Linked DNA regions of Homo sapiens: regions 1, 3 and 4 are each linked to region 2. Evidence: chromatin contacts called from ENCODE Hi-C or POLR2A ChIA-PET data. All regions are on one chromosome and are shown on one strand. The core of a region is the stretch at or near the end of the contact, and the rest is flanking DNA. Distances in the headings are between cores, read along the strand shown.

What was found. Hi-C counts contacts between places; a loop is a spot of excess contacts on that map. ChIA-PET counts read pairs that join two places held with the same protein, here RNA polymerase II (POLR2A). Pooled maps may share reads with other maps.
Region 1: a pooled map shows a loop between it and region 2 (14-fold over the local background). The contact joins the promoter of ITGAV here to the promoter of DNAJC10 in region 2. A Hi-C loop is called at or near these places in 7 of 50 pooled maps.
Region 3: a loop to region 2 is called in a map of B cell, with 7 times the contacts of the local background. The contact joins the promoter of SESTD1 here to the promoter of DNAJC10 in region 2. A Hi-C loop is called at or near these places in 1 of 168 maps with a recorded cell type or tissue (B cell), 1 of 37 single-sample maps with no recorded cell type and 8 of 50 pooled maps. POLR2A ChIA-PET finds 5 or more read pairs at or near these places in 1 of 52 experiments (naive thymus-derived CD4-positive, alpha-beta T cell).
Region 4: a loop to region 2 is called in a pooled map, with 10 times the contacts of the local background. The contact joins the promoter of TTN-AS1 here to the promoter of DNAJC10 in region 2. A Hi-C loop is called at or near these places in 6 of 50 pooled maps.

What each region holds. Positions count from the first base shown.
Region 1 is chr2:186,584,536-186,591,305 of GRCh38, forward strand. It overlaps ITGAV (integrin subunit alpha V), which reads left to right and starts at 5,521. Exons shown (of 30, transcript NM_002210.5): 1 at 5,521-5,988. The coding sequence starts at 5,804. It overlaps LOC124906105 (a long non-coding RNA gene), which reads right to left and starts at 5,361. Exons shown (of 2, transcript XR_007087465.1): 1 at 4,455-5,361. RefSeq lists a silencer at 5,584-5,813 and an enhancer at 5,944-6,003.
Region 2 is chr2:182,712,164-182,718,304 of GRCh38, forward strand. DNAJC10 (DnaJ heat shock protein family (Hsp40) member C10) reads left to right here and starts at 4,094. Exons shown (of 24, transcript NM_018981.4): 1 at 4,094-4,320; 2 at 4,853-4,909; 3 at 5,778-6,127. The coding sequence starts at 5,924. It overlaps LOC101929976 (a long non-coding RNA gene), which reads right to left and starts at 2,447. Exons shown (of 7, transcript XR_427200.3): 1 at 1,998-2,447. It also overlaps a transcript of PDE1A not described here. RefSeq lists enhancers at 3,577-3,726, 3,747-3,816, 4,161-4,765 and a silencer at 4,327-4,486.
Region 3 is chr2:179,262,614-179,269,571 of GRCh38, forward strand. SESTD1 (SEC14 and spectrin domain containing 1) reads right to left here and starts at 2,219. Exons shown (of 18, transcript NM_178123.5): 1 at 1,886-2,219. RefSeq lists enhancers at 951-1,020, 5,453-5,954, 5,955-6,458 and silencers at 1,349-1,512, 1,621-1,690, 1,701-2,320.
Region 4 is chr2:178,520,189-178,526,177 of GRCh38, forward strand. It overlaps TTN-AS1 (TTN antisense RNA 1), which reads left to right and starts at 3,003. Exons shown (of 7, transcript NR_038271.1): 1 at 3,003-3,448. It overlaps TTN (titin), which reads right to left. Exons shown (of 363, transcript NM_001267550.2): 363 at 5,801-5,989. RefSeq lists enhancers at 2,692-3,204, 2,881-3,030.

The sequences.
Region 1 (6,770 bases), core at 4,271-6,770, 3.9 Mb after region 2:
TGAATCTCAGTTTTATATATCTTCTATCATAGATTGTATCAACTCTGAAAGATAAGTTTGAAAAAGGAGTCTTATGGAAATAGGACCACAAGGAAGGTGCTCAATAAATGTATAACTCCAGGTGGAAATACGACTGGATATTTAAAATGTAAGTTTGACTCTAGTAGAAACAATAAGTTTTAATATATATTTATGACATATATATGTATATGTATACATATATGTATACAGAGATAGCAAGAGAGAGACAGAGTATTGCTCTATTGCCTAGGCTGGAGTGCAGTGATGTGATCACAGTTCACTGTAACCTCAAGCTTCTGGGCTCAAGTGATCCTCCTGCCTCAGCCTCCCAAGTTTGTAGAAATGGGGTCTCGTTATGTTGCCCTGGCTGGTCTCAAACATTTGGCCTCATGCCATCCTCTTGTCATGGCTTCCTAGAGTGTTGTGATTACATGCATGATCTTCCTTGCTTGGCCAATGTATGTTTTCTTAATCTACTCATTAACTTTCTCTTCACACTTGAATTTATATAGTGATGTCACTGAGCTCTTGCTATGCTGCCCAGGCTGGTCTCAATCTCCTGGGCTCAGGTGATCCCCCCACTTCAACCTTGCAAAGAACTGGAAATATGTTAGTTATTATTAAGTCTCTGGACAATGGAATTAATTTCTAAGGTCCTGTAAGCTCCGAGAATACAAAGACAGTAAGGTATGGTTCCCAATGAGTCTTCCTAGGAGACATGGGTTTTTGCTATGCTGCCCAGGCTGGTCCCAGTCTCCTGGGCTCAGGTGATTCTCCCACTTCAGCCTTGCAAAACAGTGGGGATATGTTAGTTATTATTAAGTTCGTGGACAATGGAATTAATTCCTAAGGTCTGTAAGCTCTGAGGATACAAAGACAATAAGGTGTAGTTCCTAAGAGAAGTCTTTCTTGGAGACAGGCTGACGCCTAATACAAGCAATGAAAGAAGAATAGGAAACAGCCACTTTAAGGACATTGTGTATGTTTGTATATAACAGAAGGATGGAGGCTTGTGGAAAATGGTTACAGGCAGAACTAATGTTGCCCAGGAAGATGGAGCCCTTTGAGCAAAGATAGCACTCTGGAGAAAAGTTAAGTTATTTAATATGGCTAAAGCTCCTTTGTGAGGTGGGAAGTGTTAAGAAATGAGAGTTGAGAGCATGACAATGCATAAGATCACCCTGAGGAGAACTGCAGTGATTCAAGAACAGAGACTTAGGGAATCCTAGCATTGAAGGGGTAGTTTAGGAAACATGGCCCAGAAAGGTAACAAGTTTACTGCCTGCCTTCTCTTCTTTCCCATTCACCCAAAGAGCAGAAGTGCTGGCCAGAATCTTTTCTGATACAGATCAGATAGGAAAGGGCAGCACTGGGAGTGGAAGTGGTTATGGGGGTGAAGAGAGAACAAGTCAGTCTCCCTAATAAACAGCCAAGAGAGGAGTGACAGGAGTGAGTTAGACAAGCAAACAGCAACAAAAATTCCAGGGCAGGGTTTAGTGGGTTAAAGTCTCCAGAGAAATTGAGAGTAGAAGAAGCAGATTTCTGAAGTTCCCATGGGTTATTAACTGAATCTCCTTTGAGGTTCTTTGAGAGAGATAAAATTTGAAATTCCTCTTAAATTATGGACTAAGTTCCTTTGTTTGCAGAGACAGAGCTGCGTGAAGCCCTGGTTTGATTATGGTTATTGAAGGACCTGTTGGACAGACACTAGGGGAACTAAGAGAGTGAAATAATAGTCATAAAAATTTACGGCAGGAGAATTGCTTGAACCCAGGACGCGGAGGTTGCAGTGAGCTGACATGGCGCCACTGCACTCCAGCCTGGTGACAGAGTGACACTTTGTTTCAAAAAAAAAAATTTATTATTGCTACCATGCTAAACTATTAGTCTTAAAAGTATTAATGGCAACAAGAACTGTTCAATTCTAAGAGATAGACATAGTATTACTCCCCTTTCCCTTTCATAGATAAGAAAACTGAGGCACAGATTGGTTGGATTGATTTCCCCAGGGTCATACAACTAGTAGTTGGCAAAGCCAGGAATGGAACCCAGGTGCTTTATTTTACAGAAACCACTGGAATCAAGATTTTTACTAAAGTATAGGGTAGTAGAGGATAAAATTCAAAGTACAAATTCTTTTTACTATCTAATATTTTATTTTCTAAGAAAAGGATTATATTCAATGAATACTTAATGTATACACAGAAGTTCTCCTTTTAAGTTGGAAAACTGTTATAATGTAGTTCAAAGAGTAGTGTCATGGGGGTAGGGGAGGGGCACCACCATTCTTTCGTAGACTAAAACATTCTTTTCTCTGTCCCATGCACATAGTACCAGGTGCAATGTGGATTTTGAATCAGCACTAGCTGAATTGACATGTTCTACAATACAATTTGCAAGGCACTGTGTGAGTGGCTGCTCGAGCATGGTCACACAAAGAGATGCCTGCATTTATAACCCCAAGTTTCTAAAGCCACTGGGTTAGTCTGCTTCATAGTTTCCTAATTGAAATGTATGTTTGCTTTTTTTTGTTGTTAGACAGTCTCGCTCTGTCACCCAGGCTGGAGCACAGTGGCCCACAATACCACAATATCTCGGCTCACTGTAGCCTCTGCCTTCCGGGTTCAAGCAATTCTCCTGCCTCAGTCTCCTGAGTAGCTGAGATTACAGGCACACACCACCATGCCTGGCTACTGTTTTTTCTTTTTTGAGATGGAGTCTCATTCTGTCATCCAGGCTGAAGTGCAGTGGCACGATCTTGGCTCACTGAAACCTCTGCTTCCCAGGTTCAAGTGATTCTCCTGCCTCAGCCTCCCAAGTAGCTGGGATTACAGGTGCCTGCCACTGCACCCAGCTAATTTTTGTATTTTTAGTAGAGATAGGCTTTCACCATCTTGGCCAGGCTGGTCTTGAACTCCTGACATCGTGATCCACCCACTTTGGACTCCCAAAGTGCTGGGATTACAGGTGTGAGTGAGCCACTGCGCCCGGCCAATTTTTGTATTTTTAGTAGAGACGGGGTTTCACTGTGTTGGCCAGGCTGGTCTTGAACTCCTGACCTCAGGTGATCCACCCACCTCGGCCTCCCAAAATGCTGGGATTACAGGCATGAGCCACAGTGCCTGGACTATTTGCTTTTTTAAAAAAAACAAATTCCTTGATTTTCAAGACTGCTCATTCAAAATAAACTCATAAAGAATGGCTCAACAGTAAGTGCTTTCAGTAAGTTGTAGCCCTATTTGGGGGTGTGTTGTTCACCCAAGTTTTGGTGGGTGTACATGTGTTGTCATTTCGTGGGCTTCTTCTTTTCCCTGGTCCTCTCACATTTCTTCACTCCACCTTGGTCTGTCGGACCCCTGTCCTGCGATCAGAAGTTGAGGAGTGGGAGACTTACTGGATCTAGCCAGAGTTTAAACTCTTCTGTCTTCCTTACCTGGATGGATTTCCAGGTAGACTGGTTGTCATGTTTTTAAGATATAAAAGACCCTTTGGGTTTATGCATACATATCAATAGCCTCTTTGGTGTATTAGGAAAGAAGGTGAGAAATAAGCTGTATTTGCATTTATGTGTAAGGATTTGTGTAGGATTTCTTCTCTCAATCAGTAATTTCTTTCAGGCAGATGCTAGACCATGCCTTGTAAAACATGCCAAAGGTTTTGCTGCATATCTTTTAGTCAAATTTAAAAATGGAAATATTTAATGCATTTTTTTTTTGAGATGGAGTCTCACTCTGTGGCCCAGGCTGGAGTGCAGTGGCACCATCTCAGCTTACTGCAGCCTCCGCCTTCCGGGTTCAAGCAATTCTCCTGCCTCAGCCTCCTGAGTAGCTGGGACTGCAGGCGCATGCCGCCACGCCCGGCTAATTTTTTGTATTTTAGTAGAGACGGGATTTCACTGTGTTGCCCAGGCTGGTCTCGAACTCCCGAGCTCAGGCAATTTGCCGGCCTCAGCCTCCCAAAGTGCTAGGACTACAGGCATGAGCCACCTCGCCCGGCCTTTTTTTTTTTTAAACACAGGGTCTTGTTCTGTCACTCAGGCTGGAGTGCAGTGGCAGGCTCATGACTTATCATAACCTGGAACTCCTGAGCCTAAGCGATCTATCTACCTGCCTTAGCCTCCGGCATAGCTGGGACTACAGGCATGCACCACACTCCCAGCTAATTTTTAAATTTTTGTAGAGATGAGGTCTCCCTATGTTCCCCTGGAACTCCCGGTCTCAAGCAATCCTCCTGCCTCAGTCTCCCAAAGTGCTGAGATTGCCAGCATGAGCACCTGGACCTGGTCCAATAAATATTACAAATTCGAATTAGGCATTTCACTTTCATTTATATACATATCCTTTCACAGGATTATTTGATAGTTATTAATGTATATTATGATTGAGTTTTAATAGTTACTTTGGGAAAACAGAAATTACTGTTCCAGTACTTACTTGTAAGTTGTAAGTCCACACAATGCACTTAAACTTCACCTTGTTCAACAGATTCTGTAGCACATGAAACACTTGAAATATGGAAGAGTCACTTCTCTGGGCACTTTGCTCATTTCGTCTGCTATTCATTCACTGATTGGACATTTTATTGATCGACTACTATCTGCTTGGCAAGGTGCTAGAAATAAGAACACTAAGAAAAAGGTCAAGGTTCCTGTCCTCAAGGCCCTCTCTCTCAGTCCAGTGTTGTCAAGGCTTGATGAAACACACCAGTGGCAAACAAGCACGCGGGGCCTTATTTCACCGGTGTGCGGTCCTTCTTCCAGCTCTGAAATTATGTCTATCCAAACATCCTAAATCAACAAATCAGTGTTTCTAAATCATACAACCGCAGCTAACAAACTGGGAATAAGGCTTCGATTATTCTGACTTGATTTAAAACGATCACTGCCAATTCTTTGCCCTGCGAATCCTTTCTTTGACTACTAAGTTAAGCTTTACATACCTCACTTGCAAGAGGCTATGCTGGCTTTCTGGAAATCCGTAATTAAGTTCAGTGTTTGTGGAATGGAGTGTAATTAACGACCATTAATTAACAGGGTTTCGTTCGTGAGAGCCTGCCAGGCTAAGCAGCAGAAACACGAGAAACTGATAAAAAGCTTTCCTCATTTTTAAACAACAGTCGCACGGAAGTTCCCGGCGGGACAAGGGAACGTGGGTGCCCTTGCTACTCCCGTGGACGCGGGTAGATTGGGACGCTGGACCGTATCTCCCCGCCCCCGCCCCCACGCCTCCTCAGGTGCTCAGCCTGAGGCCTTCGTCCAGGAGCGCTGCCGCTGACCCAGGCTCAGGAGCTGGGGGCCCCTGCACAGACGCCCAGGTCTCGGGACAGGCGGCGACTGCACTCACGGAAGTACGCTGAGCTCTCCCCTGTAGAAGGGCGCCTCTCCTCCCCCACTTCCTCCTCCAGCTCCACAGCAGCCTCCCGGGCCGGCTCCTCCTCCTTCCAGGTCTCCTCCCAGTGCCGCCGCGGCTCTCAGGCCTGAGGTGCGGCGCTCACCCCGGCAGTCCCCAGCCTCAGACGCTGCGTGGAGCGGCGGAGCCGGAGGGAAGCAAAGGACCGTCTGCGCTGCTGTCCCCGCCCCGCGCGCTCTGCGCCCCTCGTCCCTGGCGGTCGCTCCGAAGCTCAGCCCTCTTGCCTGCCCCGGAGCTGTCCCGGGCTAGCCGAGAAGAGAGCGGCCGGCAAGTTTGGGCGCGCGCAGGCGGCGGGCCGCGGGCACTGGGCGCCTCGCTGGGGCGGGGGGAGGTGGCTACCGCTCCCGGCTTGGCGTCCCGCGCGCACTTCGGCGATGGCTTTTCCGCCGCGGCGACGGCTGCGCCTCGGTCCCCGCGGCCTCCCGCTTCTTCTCTCGGGACTCCTGCTACCTCTGTGCCGCGCCTTCAACCTAGACGTGGACAGTCCTGCCGAGTACTCTGGCCCCGAGGGAAGTTACTTCGGCTTCGCCGTGGATTTCTTCGTGCCCAGCGCGTCTTCGTAAGTGGCCGCACTTGGAACTGGAGCCGGCCCCCTCCCCCACCGCGCGCACCCACCCAGCGTTTCTCCATTGGGATTGATTTCCGAGAGATCCCGGCGTCTGTCTGTCTCACCCATCCTACCTCTCAGAGTGGTTTATATCCTGGGTGGAGGAAATATTTGGGGAAATGAACTCCCTTTGGTACCCATCACCCAGTTACACCCCGCTTCTCACCTCTTAAAATTGGTTAGGGGCAGCGGGAGAGCTTTGAAGCAGACCTGTGCTTAAAAATCGGGGAAAGTGGGAAATCAACAAAGGCTGGTCTTGCCGGACTCCCCGCCTCCTGTGCCAGTGTCGAGGATTTGGTCAATATCATCCCCGAACTTCTTTTTCTCCTCTACCAGTTAGGCTTCTTGGTAGCCTTTTTCTGCTTTACAGGCTTAACGCCCGTCCTTTTCAGTCTCCCTAAACAAGCCCTCCCCCACTCTTTCCGCCTCTGTCTGATTCTGTTTCTCCTTACTCCTTTTGCAGACATTCTGATGACTTAAAATGACCATACTGTCCTATTGAATTCATTGTGTCTTATCTCTGGGACTGTCAGACATTTGCACATTTGAGGTTGAACAGATGAATTGAATGTGTCATCTGTTCTTTTTATAGTGATTCACTATTTAGGTCATTGTTCAGAAGGAACAAGGGTGTTTGCTGAGTTTTCACTCGCTGCAGGTCATTTGAATACTGCAGTATTTAATAATTCAGTTATGTTTTCAAGTTGCCAACGTTCCGCGTTGCAAGGGCCGTC
Region 2 (6,141 bases), core at 2,844-5,343:
AATTGGCCTATATTCTTCACAAGTGTCAAAGTCTTAAAAGTCAAGGAAAAACTGAAGAACTGTTTCCAACTGAGGGAGCCTGAAATATCAGGACACTAAATTGAAACAAGTAGTTGCCAGGTAGATCTTTGTACCGCAAATATGTTATTGGGACAATTGGCAAGACCTAAATGGGGTCTGAGGATTAGATGGTAATAAGATATCAGTGTTAATTTCTGGATTTTGATGATTGTGTTTTGGTTATGAAGGAGAATGTCCTTGTTTGTTAAAAAACATAAACCAGTTTTGGGAGACAACGGGACAAGAAGTTAACAACTTACTCACAAATGGTTGAGGAAACAAAATTACTTGTTCTATACATTTAACATTCTTGTAACTTTGAAATTCTTTTCCATTTTTTTCTTTTTTTTTGAGACGGAGTCTTGCTCTGTTGCCTAAGCTGGAGTGCAGTGGCCTGATCTCTGCTCACTGCAAGCTCCGCCTCTCAGGTTCATGCCATTCTCCTGTCTCAGCCTCCTGAGTAACTGGGACTACAGGAGCCCACCACCACGCCTGGCTAATTTTTTGTATTTTTTGTAGAGATGGGGTTTCACTGTGTTAGCCAGGATGGTCTCAATCTCCTGACCTCGTGATCCGCCTGCCTCAGCCTCCCAAAGTGCTGGGATTACAGGTATGAGCCACCGCGCCTGGCTCAGTTTTTTTAAATTAAATAATTCAATACTGTAATGACATTCCGTTGTTTAAACACTTCTGTGGCTTCCCATTGCTCATAGGAAAAGGCCCAAACTCCTTAAAATAAACTACATCTTGTCCCTGTCTGCTTTTACATTCCCATTTTGTTGACTCTCTCCTTTTGGCTTGCTACATTCTGGTGATCTTTTTGTTCCTTTAACACCCATGCTCTTTTGAAGTACAAGAACTATGCACTTGCTGTTCAATCTGACTATAATATTGCCTAATTTTTTGCCCATATATGTTAAATTTCTTCCTTTTTATTTTTATTTTTGGTGAAACCTTTGGCAAATCTTTGCCCCTAGAGTAGCTCACAACATCACAACACTATGTATTCTTCCTTCATAATTACAGATTTGTTTGAATAATTGATGTGTCCTCTATTATCCTACTTACTGAGGGCAGAGCTATGTCCTTGCTCACCACAGTAACCCTAATGACCTAGCCCAGAGAACAGTAGACTACTTTAATTAATAAATTAAATGTGCACTTTGGGAGGCTGAGGTGGGCAGATCACCTGAGGTCAGGAGTTCGAGACCAGCCTGACCAATATGATGAAACCTCGTCTCTACTAAAAATACAAAAATTATTTAGGTGTGGTGGCATGTGCCTGTAATCCCCACTACTTGGGAGGCTGAGACAGGAGAATTGCTTGAACCTGGGAAGCAGAGATTGCAATGAGCCAAGATCGCACCATTGCACTCCAGCCTGGACAATAAGAACAAAACTCCATCTCAAAAAATACTAAATAAATAAATAAATGAACTGTGTAAGATTATCAATCCATCTGTGCTCTTGACTCCATCCCTCTCATATCTGTGGCCTCTTTCTTTTTTGGCTTCTACTCAGCTTATGAACTTGCTCAAGCCTTTCCAAGCCTAAAGCATTTCCTCTTTGGAATCCACATCCTCTTCTAGTTACATGAGTTTCCTTCCTCTTTTCACCCAAACTCTGAACAGAGTATATGTACTTGCTATTTCCATTTCCTCAGCTCCTAGCCAATCTTTAGTCTACTACAATCTAACTTCCAGCCTTACCATCCACCAAAATTGTGCTTACTAAGGTCCCTATAACCTCCTAATTGCCAGACCTAATTAACAAGTTGCAGTCAGTATCTTATCTGACTCACTCTAACTTCCTTGATGTTTAGTTCCTTTTGCCCATCTCTGATCATCTCTTTTTTACATCCTGTATGGGTTCTTCTTCTTCAGCCTATTTCTCAAATTAATGTTTATTCATTCAAAAAATATTTATGTAGTACCTACCATATAGTAAGAACAGCTGGAGCCATAACAGTAAATAAAATGAACAAAAATCCACCTTCATGAAGCTTAGATTCTTTTTCCGTGTGTGCTTTCATTCTTGATGTTAGAATTCCCCAAGGTTTTAATCCTTGGTCCACAACTTTACTTATTCTGCACACTTTCTTTGGGTGATCTGATGATTTTTCTCCTATTTTTTCTCCAATCTAGACATTACCCATGAGTTTTATGCAGGGTATATTCACTAAGATATGATCTAGGAACCTTGAACTAGATATGTCCAAGTCAGAACCCTTTATCTTTTCCCTAAACAGATCTTCATTCAGTGGGTAGTATTCAGCCATAAGAAGTCAGAAGTTAAACTTAAATCTTTCCTTTATCTCCCATATCCAACCAATCACCATCTCTTACTTTTTTTTTTCCCCCAAGACAGAGTCTTGCTCTGTACCCAGGCTGGTGTGCAGTGGTGTGATCTTGGCTCACTGCAACCTCTGTCTCCCGGGTTCAAGCGATTCTCTTGACTCCCGAGTAGCTGGGATTATAGGGGTGTGCCACCATGCCCGGCTTATTTTTGTATTTTTAGTAGAGATGGGATTTCACCACGTTGGCCAGGCTGGTCTCGACCTCTTGACCTCAAGTGATCCACCCGCCTCAGCCCCTCAAAGTTCTGCGATTACAAGCGTGAGCCACCACACCCGGCCCACCACCTCTTAAAGCATTTACCCTATTTGTCTAACATTCTCCTGTTCTTTCTCCAGTTTTGTATGCTTTGCATCCTCTCTCCAATAGCTGCCAGGATGATCTAAAATACAATCTCAGTCTCTTTTTTAAAAGCTTCCTCATCACCTAAGAGATAGAAATCTATGTCTTCATCTTGGTATAAAAACCTGTCTGTGATCTGGTCCCTGCTTCATCTTCCAGTTTTCTGTTTGTTTTTCAATTTACTTTAAGATTTTGTTACAGTGTGTAACAAAATGGTTACACACTGTGTCATAATGCTTAACATCATAGTCTCTGAAGCCAGGTTGCTTAGATGTGAATCCTAGCTCTCAAATATTTGCCTCAGTTTCCTCAAATGGGAAATAGATATAGGAGCCACTATCTTGTAAGATTATTTGGAGGACTAAATGAGTTACTACATGTGTGCTTAGACCAGTTCCTGAGACATATTAACTACTATTACATCAGGCTGCTTCTAATGTTTGCCTTTGTTCATTCTACTTCCTCTTCTTTCCTACCAAGTATTAGCTTAGCCATAGATCCTGTGTAGTTTTCCAAGTTTTTAGAAGCTGACACTTGATTTACTCCCCGAAACTGTTACCAATCACAACTTATTTCATGTTAGGGTTGATGTTATAAGCAGGTATCCTCTAGGCTCGGTTTTCTCTTTTAAATATAGAAAATGTAGTAAATATAACCACTTCAATTGTTATATTGCTGTGGGACAAAATGCAGTTCCTGTACCATAGCAGTAGGAGATCAAGGTAAGAGAGAACAACGATAACTCCCCAGTTTCTAGCTTGTATGACTCAGAATCCAGAAAATATTGTAGAAGTCTCAAATGCTTGTTGATACACACGCTTACACAAAATTGTAAATGTTTTAATTTCCTTCAAGTTTCCTACTGCCTCTTCAGTCCGCTAGCCTGATACTGCAATCAGTGTCGCTTCAGGCAACTTCTCCTTTCTCCGCCAAATTTCGCCTTTCGGTCTCACCCACCCATCACCCAGACAAATCCTCCAAAGCTCCGTCTTCCCTTTAAAAGACTCTCAGGGAACTCAACCCCAAAACCCACCCTCTGGGTTTCCCCGTCACCCTGGCAACGGAAGCAGGAAGAGGCGGGCTTCGCCATCCACCCTCCCCGCCCGCGGCAGGCGCCGGCCGCATTGGTGAGGGGGCGCGGGCTGCTTGGCCAGGGCAGTTCCCTCAGCTCCGGGTTGGAGCCGGAGCCGGAGCCGGATCCCGCGCACACCGCCACGTCAACCTAAACCTACACCGCCCTCTCCACCCCACCGCCGCAGCGCCCGCTGGGCCCGCAGCGGGTCTCCCCAGGCAGCGTCCTCCACGCCTTTCCCACAATGCTCCGCGCCAGGCCCCGCCCCGGCTCGCCGTGGAGACCGGCGCGTGAGGAACCTACCGGTACCGGCCGCGCGCTGGTAGTCGCCGGTGTGGCTGCACCTCACCAATCCCGTGCGCCGCGGCTGGGCCGTCGGAGAGTGCGTGTGCTTCTCTCCTGCACGCGGTGCTTGGGCTCGGCCAGGCGGGGTCCGCCGCCAGGGTTTGAGGATGGGGGAGTAGCTACAGGAAGCGACCCCGCGATGGCAAGGTGGGCATGGGCCCGGGGCTAGGGCTTTGCTGGAGCCGGTGGTGGCCTGGGCCCTCCGGTCAGGGAGGGGCGGAATGGCTGAGCGCCTGAACCTCCCTTCCTGTGCGCTCTTAAGACCTGGATATTGTGTTCTCGCTCCCCACCTTCCTCCTCCCTGTTATTCACACCACCCTTCCTCTGCCCAGCGATTCCCTCTCAGTTACTTACACTTTCTCCCTAAGTCCGACCTGAGACTTCAGACACCAGCAACACTTAACAGCCCTGTTCCCCCGTGTCTTCATCTTTACCCCTCTCCCCTCTCCCACTCTGCAGTGATGGCAATGCGAAAGCTTGCGCCTTGCATTTACCTGGCGCTTCCACCTGCCCGGTAGCTCGGGCCACGGGCAGTTCGGCCACACCCACGCTGAGAACAACCCCTGGGCGAGAAACATCTTATCCCAAAGTGTTGATTGAGACTATGCCCTCTCTTTTTCTGATGGTTGTTTTCTTGTTTGGATACTTGTTAATCTCTACATCATTATATTTTTCAAAGGTATATTTTTGTGGAATGAAAAGGAAGTATTAGAAATGAGCTGAAGACCATTCACAGGTAAAGAGAAAAATTTTTAAATATACATTTAGGATTAAATGAAAAACAGAAATGAGGTGCGAGGAGCGTTAGATTTTTCAAAGCATTACGATCTCTTTGGAACTAAAATATAGTGGTTGAAATGTGATATGATGAAGTAATGATTGTTTTTGCCCTGCAGAGAGTATGTCTAAATAACCGATTCCCTTCTCTTTTTGTGTTTTGTTTCTACTTACACCAAACATGAACTTTGCAATAAAATTACACTGGTAACTTACAATTGTTTTTCTACTATTTTTAAAAAATGGCCTCTACTTAAATTCAGTATAAGCACCTTCTGAGGAAACTCCGGGAAGAAGATCGACTGCTGTGTAGATTGTCTATTATAACAATATATTTCACTGTCATTTCTGGTAGGGTTATATGAGAAGTAAAAAACCCTATGTTTCCTTCTAGTCCCTCCCAAGGACATTTCCTACAAGTGAATTCTGCTGAAAATGAAAATTAGACAGCTTTAGGAGGTAAAGAAGTAGCTAAAAGGAAGAGGTATTACAGGCAACGCTATAACTGGGTAGAAAGAGGAAGCACCTGTAGCTCATTGCCACCTTTGTGTTCTGATGCTCGTCAGAGGTCTTTTCTCAGTGTATAAATTGCTGAGGGTGTGTGTGCAAGCTACTTACTACCACTCATGACCTTTTTTCTGCTATCTTCAGTGATTTCACAAATCTAGCTACATGGATGTAGAAAGAGTGAAAAATAGAACCTGGGGCATTCACACTGATTTGCCATTTAATGGAGATTGTATTGCTGACCATGTTCTGTGATAAATAAATTGTGCTATTATTGTTTAGTTCAAAATGTATTTTAACTGCCTGCTTTTCTTTCTTAGATTAATATTTTTGGGGACAGATTTGTGATGCTTGATTCACCCTTGAAGTAATGTAGACAGAAGTTCTCAAATTTGCATATTACATCAACTGGAACCAGCAGTGAATCTTAATGTTCACTTAAATCAGAACTTGCATAAGAAAGAGAATGGGAGTCTGGTTAAATAAAGATGACTATATCAGAGACTTGAAAAGGATCATTCTCTGTTTTCTGATAGTGTATATGGCCATTTTAGTGGGCACAGATCAGGATTTTTACAGTTTACTTGGAGTGTCCAAAACTGCAAGCAGTAGAGAAATAAGACAAGCTTTCAAGAAATTGGCATTGAAGTTACATCCTGATAAAAACCCGGTAGGTAAACGTTT
Region 3 (6,958 bases), core at 969-3,468, 3.5 Mb before region 2:
AAACTTTCTAAAAATCGGATTAGTTTGGTACAATTTCATTTTTTCAAAAGAAATGTCATTAATACCAAGTTCATTTTTAGAGAGTGGAAAAGCTTCAACAAGTCCTTATAAAAATACATTTTTTAAAAAGGTCAAAATGCAATACTTTGTTTTCTTAATTATTGGACATTTCATTTTCAGATATATCATTAGTAGATTACCTGTTTAAAATGTCATTAAATGCCTAGCAATGAATTAAAACCCAAGTAGATGCAACTTTGTGACCTCTACTTACAACTTTCTACATTCTGCATTCTGTTGTCAGATTCCTAGTCCATCACTAGCTCCTAATCTCTTACATCAATTATTCCATTCAATTCTTATTCACAGGGGCTAAAATGTTTGGTAAATGCAATCAATTCATTTTTCTAATGCTGGGGAAAAACTAGAGTGGGCCCAATTTTTAAGGTTAAATTTAGTCCAGAATGTTTGAATAAATATTCAACAAAACGATTTCCTGGAATTTGGAACATAAAAACAGCCTATAGAGTTGTGAAATGCTTTCTAGGTCCTTGGGGAATTTTTTCACGTATTTAGTCATGGGGCAAAGTATTACGTATAAAAGCTTCCTGGTCCTAGAACAAAGACGTATTTTACTGCTCAAAGCTAAAGGAATTAGTATTGTTAAACTAAAATAGCATACCAATGAAACCAGCTAGGTATTGGCATAACTTAACCAAGGTATGTAACCAAAGATAAATTGTACCTTATTATGCATTCTTCCTTGGGAGGAAAAATTCTCACATTAATAAGATTTAGCCAGCCAAAACAGAAAAAGTATATAGATATATGTGTGTCTGTGTATGTAGGTATGTATAAGGATTAGGATTTTGAGTGGCAATTTAAATTTGACGGTTTGCCAAGCTATGCTGGGATACATAGTGGGCATGCTTGACACAAGCAAAACGTGAAGTAAGAGACGACCTGTCAAACAGCTGCTATCTAGTTACTCCCTCGGCAGCACTCCCAACTTCTCCCGCGATGTCTGTGTGTAAGAGAAAGATGTCAAAGCACCAAGAAAACCACGGGGGCTGTCAGAGCAACAGCCAAGTCCAAACCGTGCATCCCAGGGTGAAATCCCACCCGTACCCTCAAGAGCTGGTCAGACTGCGGCTCTTTTCTAATATGAGTCTACCTAAAATAGAAAAATAAACACAACCACAGACCCTGGCCAACCCTCTCTCTCCTCCCCTTTGTGACTCTCCCAAACGCTGGAGGGATGTTAACCTCTGGCAGGCCCGTGGAAGCCAAGCCCCGCGACCTGAGGAGGCGTCCAGGAGCCTCGGCGCAGCCCTGGGGCCTCGAGCCCGTGTCCTCCACCCACCCGACAGGGCCGGTCACCGGTCACACAAAGGAGCCAGTCGCGGGCGCTGGACGCGGGACTCGCCCGAGAGCAGGGAGCCACATCTGGTTCCTGCACGCTGGCAAAAGAGACCCGCTGGAAAATAAGGACTAACGCCCAAACCTGTTGCACAATTCGGGTCCCTTTCACCCAGAAATGAACAAGGGCGCTCAGGAACGGAAAAGCGCGCGGCCCGGTCTCTGCGGGCCGCGGCCGCACCCGGCAGACGGCGCGGAGGCAAAGGCGGCCCGCAGGGCTCCCACCTCCGGCGCTTTGTCTGTGGCGGCAAGGCGGTGGGGGCGGTCGGGGCGTTGGGAGCAGAGGCGGTGGCGGGGCGGGGGCGCCCCTCCTTCACTGCGTAGCCCCTCCGCCCCGCGGCCCGCGCAGGGGAAGAAAGCCGGGCCCGCTACCGCCGCCGCCGCCGACTGCACCGGCCCAAGCCGGCCACCCGGCCGCGGGGCCTGCGCGCTTCTCCCGCCCGGGCCGAGCGGCGGCCACACTCACCTGGCTGGCGCTGACGCTAGCGGCCGGCGGCTCCGGGGCGTTGGGGAAGACAGGGGAACGCTAGCGAGGTGCGGGCGGAGGCGGAGGGCGCGGCGGGAGGAAGGCGGGCTGGGGGCGGAGCGGGCCCGGGCGGCGGCGGCAGCAGCGGCGACGGCTGCGGCTCCAGTCACTCGCGGCAAATCGCGTCCCGGCCCCTCCGTGCGTCAGGCGGGGAGCGGGGGTGCGGGTGGCCCGGCGACCTCTCGGCACCCGCGGCCCGAGCCGCGTCCGCGCGACCCCGCGCGCGCCCGGGTGACGGCGGTACAGCAACCCGCCCGGCGCGGGAAGGAGGAAGGAGGCGGGGCGGGGCGGGGCGTCCAACCGGGCCTGGGGCTGAGGGCTGGGCGCGAGTGGGACTCTGGCGCTCCGGACGGACCCTGCCGTCCCCACCCCTAGCCGAGGCCCAGGCTCCCCAGGCGGGAGGCAGTCTTGGAGAGTGGAAGGGTACCTAGATCTGGAGTCAGAAGTCTGGGCTTAAGAGAGGGTCCGTTACTTGACACCCTGGCAGGTCATTTATTTCCTCTGGCCTCATGCTGGAGTTCGAAGGTTCGAGTACAAAGTCTCCAAGAGCTGCTCCCAAGTACTCACTGCCAAGCGGTGGTGTGGCTGAAGGATGAAGGCAGATGAAAGGGAAAGGGTTGCGGTGAGGAAGGGCTGGATTCAGGGCATTTGTTTTGCTTTGAGGATCTTTCCACTGGACAGTCCAAAATTAATCCACAATGGGGCTCCCTGATAATGGCTACTTCCCCATTTTTACCAACCTAGTTATTTTTCTCCAAGTATACTGACTTAAGAGTCCTTGTTTTCATTTTATTGCGCAAATCATTTGTATGTCATTTCCTGAATTCAGTTCAAAAGAGTCATCAGCAAATTCACACCAGATCAGAGCAGCTGTGTGGTCCCAATTTCAAGACTTCCATATTATTCACTCAGCCACTCACTTCAGTATCACCTAATTCCGTTGATAAAATCTTCCTATTCCAACAACTAAGCAACCAAATTTCTCTCCACTAAAGTTTTCTGACTTAAAATCCCGTGGATTAATTCTTCCTCTTAATTCTGTGAATATCAGTCTGTCTCCATGACTTCCACCTCTTTGCCACTCTAGGTCAAGCCTTTAACTTCACTGCTGCTTCAGTTCCATATAACTGCCAGAGAGAATGCTCCAAAAAGACAGAGCTAAGCATGAAACGTCCCTCTTTAAAATCATTCAAAGTCTCTCCACCTGGTTGAATCAGGTTCAAACTCATTACCATGGTTTACAAAGCCATTTAAAATCTGATCTATTGACCTCCTTGGCTCCAGCTTCAACTCCTAATATATCTACGTATCACACAAATTCAACAGACTTTGTCTTTGTGCCCTTGTAGTTTTCCCCCACCTGAAATCCATCCCTCATTTAACCAGTTGAACTCCTATTGTCCTTCAAGATAATGAAGATAATGCATCCCTTCCTCCTTGGAATCTTCCCTGACATCATCTCCTTTCACCACATCTGTATCCTTACCCCACACATTTACAATGAATTAAATACTCTTTTTCTCTCTGCTTTCATAAAATCGTCTATCTACAGTATTCCCTATGATAATCTTTAATACTTGCTTTTTTCCTGTTGCTTTGCTTGGTGGCCTTTTCTTCCTAGACTGTGTGTTCCTTAAAAGGACAGGGATTTTGTCTAGTTCATTTTTTTTGCTCCCCAGAACATAGCACAGTGCTCAGCACAAAAAAGGTTCTCTTTAACTGTTTGCTGAAGCGTTGAAATAATTTTCCATCCCAACAAATAGATGTTGAGCATCTACTCAACGAAAAGAAAATACAGGGAAGTCCACAGTCCCAGCCTTTTTTAGCCTTCCGTGGTATTCTGTTTTTCCCTTCTCTACTATGTGGCATTCTCTGCTTATCATTTTAAACTCTCTCCAACTACCATTCACATTCTTTGCTTATCCTAGTAAAACAAGAGCATGCCAAGCAATCCATTATAATAATTCACAAAATATCCCTGCCCTTCCTCTTTACATACTTCTGGTTCCACATTGTATTACCTAGGTGTTAGATAAGAGGTAACTGCTATAATGGAAAAAACATTAAACTATAAATTCAGAGAATGAAATTTGGATGCTACGTTTTCCAATAACTACTGAATGAACTTAGCTCAATCACTTATAGTCATGAGGCTTTACTTCTGGAGTTTCTTTGGCTCTATGATTAGCATTTGTTTTTAATATTTTATTATAAAAGTAAATATATATATGCTAGATCCTTGCAATGTAGCTATCCAGCATATGTTTGAACTCCAAGTGATAGGAAACCATTCATGACCTCACAACAGTTTTCATTTTTAAACAGTCCTGCTAGTTTCTATGTTCAACTAAAATCTGTCTCTGTATACATTTGGTAAGTAGCTACAGTATTGGTAGAAACACCACTGGACTTAGACTCCAAAGAAGTTGGTCAAATCCTGGGCTTATAACTTCCTAATTGTGTGACCTTAGAAAAGCACAAAACTGCTCCAAGTATGAGTTTGCTCCATTCTAAAAGGAGAAAATGATAATAATAGCACCTTAAATCATTATTGTAAATATGAATGCAATGCGTATGAATGTGTCCAGTGAGTCTGAACCTAGTACTAACATTGTTTAATACAGAACAGCATGGTTCCCCCCCATATGCAGCCTTGTAAACATTTGAAGTCAGCAGTCACAATGTGTGCCTTCTCCACCCACTTTTTATTCACATCTCATTCGTCTCCATACGCATTTATCTAAACATTCTCCAGTGTCTCTTAAAATGTGGCACCTAGAACTGAATACAATATTCCAAGTATAAAGGAAGGAGTAGAGGAGTACAATTTTCTGCATCCTAATGAAGATATTTCAAAATTCAGTTTGATATCACATTATTTTTCTACCACCCCATACCGTTCATAAATATCATGTTATTGCCAACTAAAAACAAGCAAAAATTACCCCCAAATCTTTTTTAAGTCTTTAACATATATACAGCTATAAAACCATATCTTCTCCAACCTGTATTTTGCAATTTGTTTTTGGAAACTGTGCAGATCTTTGCATTTATTCCTCTTAAATATCACTTTGGAAGTTATGTACAGAAGCCCCTGCCAACTAGAAATCAATGTGAAGTGAGAGTAACATTTTAAAAACATTAAAGGGTGGAGAAAAAGAATCCAAAGCCACCTCAAGCAACAAGTTTCTAAATTCTTAATTTCTCCTCTACTACTTCTTTTAGATTTATTAATTATTATTATTATTATTATTAATTATTTTAGAGGGAGTCTCACCGTGTCGCCCAGACTGGAGTGCAGCAGCACGATCTTGGCCCACTGCAACATCCACCTCCCAGGTTCAAACCATCCTCCTGCCTCAGCCTCCCTACTAGTTGGGACTACAAGCATGTGCCACCTTGCCCAGCTAATTTTTGTATTTTTAGTAGAGACGGGGTTTCACCATGTTGGCCAGGCTGGTATCGAACTCTTGACCTTGTGATCCACCCACCTCAGCCTCTCAAAGTGCTAGGATTACAGGCATGAACAACCGCACCTGGCCTAATTTATTTATTTTTAAGAGATGAGGTCTTCCTGTATTGACAAGGCTGGTCTCAAACACGAGGCCTCAAGCGATTCTCCCACCTTAGCCTCCCGAGTAGCTGGAACTACGGGAGTGAGCTACCATACCAGCAAGCTTTTTTTTTTTAAGCCACATTTGAATGTCATCTAAAATTAGATAACTTCCCATACTCATCTTGTTTTATTTATATCATAAATTAATAGTGAAAATGCCTTCTATGAGTGTGTTCCATACATTGTTTGCTTGAACCACTGAAGAATTCTCAGTCTGTCTCAAACTGGTATTGTTACTGCCAATTTCCTGAAACTCAGCTCGGTTAGGTAATTTGCTACACAGTCATCCTGCACCAAAGTTGGCTTGGAGAAACTGCCCCTCCTCCAGCCCTTGCTGAAGGGTGGCCCCAGGCAATATACTCTTTTGTGTTGTCTGTGTAATCCCTGAATCACTGTTGATTGCCCCTGGGTGGGCACTGACCTAGACACAGGCAAGTCATACTCATTCAAAAAATGACCTGGGGGGAAAAAAATCAGTCCAAAAAAAAAAAAACCCTGATCCAATCAGGCAATCAATTGAGGAAGCTGAAATCCAGAAGGACTCACAGAGGGTGTTCATGGGCAGGAAGGGCCCTGGCAGATCACCAGTAAGCAGAAGCTAATGTCTACCAAACAATGACTGAGCAGAAAATATCCATTCATATATTCATTCAACAAGTATTGATTAAGCATCTCCTGTGATTTAGGTGCTGGGGATAGAGTTGGGACAAAATACACAAAAATTCTGCCTCATGAATCTTGCATTCTGGTGGGTGGGACAGGCAATAAACACAAAATAAGTAAATTAAATCGTGTATTAGGTGATAAGTGCTGGATAAAAATAATGCAGGGAAGGGGACTAGAGAGTGCTGGGGTTTGGGGTGCAATTTTTACTATCAGAGAAGGCCTTGCTAAGAAGGTGAAGTCACAGATAAGGCTTGAAGGATCCAAGGTAGTGAGGCTGTGAAAAAAAGGTAGGGGAGAAGCTGAGGGAGCCAGATAGTGGCCGGGTCATCACGCAGCAGGCACCAGGATAAGGAGCCACAACATCAAACTATACACAGAGCAGGACATTGACAATCTAGCTGGGAGCTTTTCCCCCGGTCAACTAGACCAGAAACTTTGTAGATGGGACCTCAAAAGTCTGTATTTTCAAACACTCCTGAGATGATTAGGACATTCCACCAGGATGAGAATCCCTGCTCTTAAAAAAAGACTGCAAACTCTCACTGATGCCTTGGGTTCTGAACACCCGTTAAATTCTGTCTTCCAGAATGCACAATTTAATTTGCATTCCTCTCCTCTTAGGGTCTATATTAGTCCATTCTCACACTGCTATATAGATAATACCTGAGACTGGGTAATTTATAAACAAAGGAGGTTTAATTGACTCACAGTTCCACATGGCTGTGGTGGTC
Region 4 (5,989 bases), core at 1,753-4,252, 4.2 Mb before region 2:
CAGCCCTTCAAAGGTTGTTCCACTATAATCTTTTTTCTACTAAATTTAAAAAAAATTTTCTTTAAACTTTTTTGGATGTATTGTGCCATCCTTTGCCCCTAGGTCTCTGCAGGTGCAAAGGTCCTCTGCCTGGAAAGTGAGGCCTGCCCCTTCTTATCCCATATTTTAGGTTGCAGCTTTTGCCTGTTTGCCCCTTTCTCTGACTGGATAAGATGCCTCAGCAATGTGCTCCCAAACACTCCAGATTTCTTTGATCATAGCACTTAACTTCATTTCTTAGAGGATATTCAGTTGCCTCTTCAACCAAGATCTATTCCTTTCCACATCTTCAGTGTTTCCACCTCATATAGCCTGTCTCAACCTGCATTATGCATAGCACCAATGAAAAGCAAATTCTGTCTTCAAATAAATTTGGGGAACACTGTGTCACCTCCTGGAAACATAATTCATAGCTCATAAAAGACTGAGAAATCCTGTATAGAGAAGAAAAATTACCCAAATTCTAAGTTTATTAGGCTGTGGAACAGTTTTTCCACAACATCTTGAAGAGCAGAGTTTGGGAAACATTGACCCAGAGGTACCAAAATGCATAAAGGCAAGTTTTCATATTTTATAACCTTAGAATAAAAACCCATGGGCCAGTCTATTTTCAAAAGTCCTACTTAAGTAGCAGTCACTATTTTCTCCTATTACAAGGAAATGACTTTCTCTACCTGAATTTCTCAAAATTACGTTTGGGGCAGAGTAAACAAAACTGAAAATTACTTTTTCTTTCTGGAGCACGATCATAAAACAATCTTCTTGAATCAGTCACCATGGAGATATCAATTTAACCTGTTATTTTATGGGCTGTTTCTGGTTTAACAACCTCTATGGTTCATCGTTTCTGGTTTAACAACCTCTATGGTTCATCTACATAATCAGCTACTATTGGATAGAGAAAAAATCTGTCTTTTCAGAAATTCCCTCAGAACACTTACTATAAAGAGGTGCTGTTCCATGTCCGCCACATCTAGGGTGACAGGTTGGATTATGTCCCTCCCTAAGAGATGTTGGACTCATAACCTCAAGTACCTCAGGATGCGAACTTATTTGGTGATAGGCTTTATAGAGGTAATTAAGTTGAAGTGGAGTAACTAGGATGAGCCTCAGTAGTATGACTGGTATCCTAAAATGGAGAAATTTGGACACAGACATGCAGGAAAAATGTCGTGTGAACATGAAAATAGCCATCTACAGAAAAGGAGAGAGGCTTAGGAGAGATTCTTCCCTCAGAGTTCTCAGAAGGAACCAACCCTGCCAACACCCTGATTTTGGACTTCCAACCTCCAGAGCTGCGAGACAATACATTTCTGTTGTGTCTGCCACTCGATTTATGGTACTTTGTTCCAGCAGTGCTAGAAAATGAATACACTAGTCCCCTCTGATCTGTGGTTTCACTTTCTGCTGTTTCTGTTACCCATAGTACAGTACAATAAGATATATAGAGACAGAGAGATCACATTCATAAAACTTTTATTATAGTACATTGTTATATTCTATTATTGTTGTTAATCTCTTACTGTGCCTAATTTGCCTAATTTATAAATTAAACTTTTTCATAGGTATGCGTATTAGTCCATTTTCACGCTGCTGATAAAGACATACCTGAGACTGTGTCATTTATAAAGAAAAGAGGTTTAATTGACTCACAGTTCCACGTGGCTGGGAAGGCCTCACAATCATGGCGAAGGCAAGGAGGAGCAAGTCACATCTTACGTGGTGTCAGGGAAGAGAGAAATGAGAACCAAACAAAAGGGGTTTCCCCTTATAAAACCGTCAGATCTTGTAAGACTTATTCACTACCATGATAACAGTATGGGGGAAACGGCTCCCATGATTCAATTATCTCCTACCAGGTCCCTCTCACAAGGTGGAAATTATGCGAGCTACAATTCAAGATGAGATTTGAGTGAGGACACAGCCAAACCGTATCAGCATGTACGTATAAGAAAAATCATGGCCAGGCGTGGTGGCTCACGCCTGTAATCCCAACACTTTGGGAGGCCGAGGTGGGCAGATCACGAGGTCAGGAGATCCAGACCATCCTGGCTAACAAGGTGAAACTCTGTCTCTACTAAAAACAAAAAATTAGCCTGGCGTGGTGGCAGGCGCCTGTAGTCCCAGCTACTTGGGAGGCTGAGGCCAGAGAATGGCGTGAACCCGGGAGGCGGAGCTTGCAGTGAGCCGAGATTGCGCCACTGCACTCCAGCCTGGGTGACGAGTGAGACTCCGTCTCAAAAAAAAAAAAAAAAAAAAAAAAGGAAAAATCATAGTATTTGTAGGATTCAGTACTATCCACAGTTTCAGGATTCCACTGGGGGATCTTGGGACAGGTTGCCCAAGAATAAAGGTGGCCTGCCGTACATCTAATGAGTACCAGTGAGACCTAGGCTAGGTCCCCTCTAAAGTGCTGCTTCTCTAGTCCCTAGCTTCAATATTCTGTACTGTGGTCCCTAACAGAATAATGATTGCTGGTATTTATTGGGTGCTCTGCTAAGCGCTGTTCTGAGTTTTACAAGTAGTAACTTGTCTAATCGTCACAATAATACTGTGAGGTTGCTGCTGTTATTCTCATTTTATGGACGAGAATGTCAAAGAATGGAGAAGTTGGGTAACCTGCCCCAGGTGAAGTAAGTTAGTAAACAGCAGTTCCTAGATTTGAGCGGGGCCCTCAGGGTTTTGAATGCAGACATGTAATTGCAACATGATTCGGCTGATCATGTAGCCAGGGTGTGGGGTTTATAAAATAGACGTGAATAAAAAAAAGGGGCAGGATGACAGTGAAGCTTGCTCATGGGTTTTGTGGAGGGCGTAGATTGGAACCAAAAAGCACGCCTCGGCTTGGTGCTCCCTGTCGCCCTCTGTTGACATGGGGAGAGAAGAGCGGGTCTGACTCGGAAATGACGCCATAATGCTGAGGAACCACTCCTGGCGTTGCGGAAGGTGGGGTGTGGGGCCGGAAGACCCTCCCCCCGCGTCTTCAGAGGAGCGCTGTTTCTGGAGGAGTTAGGGGAAGGAGGCTGCCTGGTAAGCCAGGAAAGGGGCTTCTGGCCGTTCTGTTGGAGCGCCTCTGACTGACTTCCCCCATGTGTCCGTGTGGCCACACCGTGCTACTTTCAGAGGCAGTGGGCTTTTCGCTAAGGGATAAAAAGAAGTAAAACCTTGCCTTTAGCGCAGCTCTCCTTCACTGGGCAGATTGCTCTCCCTCCCCACTCTCCCAGGCCCAAATTGGATCTCAGCGCCTGGGAGCTCCAACTTTAGCAAGTGCGAAATCCTGTCTTCGGTTTTGGAATTTTCATCCGCACAGACTATATCAGCCACGGATAGGATATGTGAGAATACCAGCATGTCAAGGCTGGGAATCATCCTTAGGCATCACCTAGCCAGTCCTGCCTCTCATTTTAAGGTAAGAATAGGCATTTAACATTGTAAGATGATGTAGTGGGTTCTGTTGGCATCACTTAGATGCCCAGGAAATGTGTATTCTTCCATCGATTTCTCGATTGTTCACTGTTTGGCTGCGTTAGTCCACGGAGAATTGTCCTGGCCAACAGGCACCCCTCTTCACTTGGGAAGGTTTATTTCCCTCTTCCATCCCTCCTCAGCCCCTCAGCTTATAGCCTGTAGCCATTGACTGGTTGGTAAGGGGGTACAAAATGTCAGCCCCCTTGCTCCTAGATGGAACCAACTCTGTGGTACGATTGAAGCTCCCTGTGAGATCTGGCTGAGGCTTCTGCTGAGACCACATTCGTGCTCAGCTTGCTTCCTCTGCCCTATCTGCTGGCTGCCCCATTCCCTTTTTCCCTGAGAGTAATAATCCCTCAAAGAATTTCTGAGACAAGAATCCCCGTCTCAGGCTCTGCTTTTAGGGAATCTGACTTAAGACGGAAAACTTGCTGAATAAATTAATGAAGACCCAGGATTTTTCTCTGGAGAATGAAAACTGACAGTACATTTGCTTCAGCTTTGGTCACCTGTACCTACATTAAGGAGGTGAATTTAGGCAAATAACATCATAGGCTTATAATTATGATTAACAAATTGAAGTGGACAAATACAGATATTTTTGGCATTATTTTATTACCAAGTCTAGATCAGTTGTTTAAAAAGCATAGTAGAATGACACTATTTAAAATAGTGTCAGTCTTCCATATACTGTCATTCTACCATGCTTTTAAAACAACTGATCTAGACTTGGGAATAAAATAGTTCTTTAGTTCTGAGGTCCTTTATTTGTTCTGTCTCAATTTGGAGCTGCAGTAGCCAATATGGACTCAGATTCACAACTGATCATTTTCCCTGAAGTTGTCCTTTTCCGTTCACTATGCTCTTTGAGGGACAGTATCTATACCGTGTTAATCATCTTTGTATTGTTCCCTGTGGTGTTTAGCACAAAAGATTGTGAATTGTAGATGTTCAAAATCCATCAAAGATATTGAATCACAGCTGATTCCGAGTTGAATCAGCTCTCCTAAAAATATTTTTCTTGATATATTTAGAAGATAAACTTTTGGGGATAAATATATCCATGAGAACTATATCTAGGCTTTTTAAACAAAATTGCTGAATACATCTAACGATAATTTAAACATTTGCTTAAAAGAACTTATTAGCATGGGCTGTTTTTTTTTATTTTTTATTTTATTATTATTATACTTTAAGTTTTAGGGTACATGTGCACAATGTGCAAGTTAGTTACATATGTATACATGTGCCATGCTGGTGTGCTGCACCCATTAACTCGTCATTTAGCATTAGGTATATCTCCTAATGCTATCCCTCCCGCCTCCCCCAACCCCACAACAGTCCCCAGAGTGTGATGTTCCCCTTCCTGTGTCCATGTGTTCTCATTGTTCAGTTCCCACCTATGAGTGAGAATATGCGGTGTTTGGTTTTTTGTTCTTGCGATAGTTTACTGCGAATGATGATTTCCAATTTCATCCATGTCCTTACAAAGGACATGAACTCATCATTTTTTATGGCTGCATAGTATTCCATGGTGTACATGTGCCACACTTTCTTAATCCAGTCTATCATTGTTGGACATTTGGGTTGGTTCCAAGTCTTTGCTATTGTGAATAGAGCTGCAATAAACATACGTGTGCATGTGTGTTTATAGCAGCATGATTTATAGTCCTTTGGGTATATACCCAGTAATGGGATGGCTGGGTCAAATGGTATTTCTAGTTCTAGATCCTTGAGGAATCTCCACACTGACTTCCACAATGGTTGAACTAGTTTACAGTCCCACCAACAGTGTAAAAGTGTTCCTATTTCTCCACATCTTCTCCAGCACCTGTTGTTTCCTGACTTTTTAATGATTGCCATTCTAACTGGTGTGAGATGGTATCTCATTGTGGTTTTGATTTGCATTTCTCTGATGGCCAGTGATGATGAGCATTTTTTCTTGTGTATTTTGGCTGCATAAATGTCTTTTTTTGAGAAGTGTCTGTTTGTATCCTTTGCCCACTTGTTGATGGGGTTGTTTTTTTCTTACACGTTTGTTTGAGTTCATTGTAGATTCTGGATATTAGCCCTTTGTCAGATGAGTAGATTGCAAAAATTTTCTCCCATTCTGTGGGTTGCCTGTTCATTCTGATGGTAGTTTCTTTTGCTGTGCAGAAGCTCTTTAGTTTAATTAGATCAGCATGGGCTGTTTTGAACTTGAGTTGCCTTATCTATCTATGATCGTTTTTGTGATACACGAAGATGCATACTTCCCCACCCCAGAATTTCACAGAAAACAACCAGCCACACATTTTGAGGTGCAGATAGCTTGCTTTATTTTGTTGTTACTATCTCAAGGAGGTCCAACAATTATAACTAACAATTGAATTTATACTTGCATGAAAAGAACTACATCAAATTGACATTTTGGGCAATTAGTAATATTGTTTAAAATTTAACAACAGCTTTATTTTGTTGTTGTTCTTTACTTTTTGCTGTG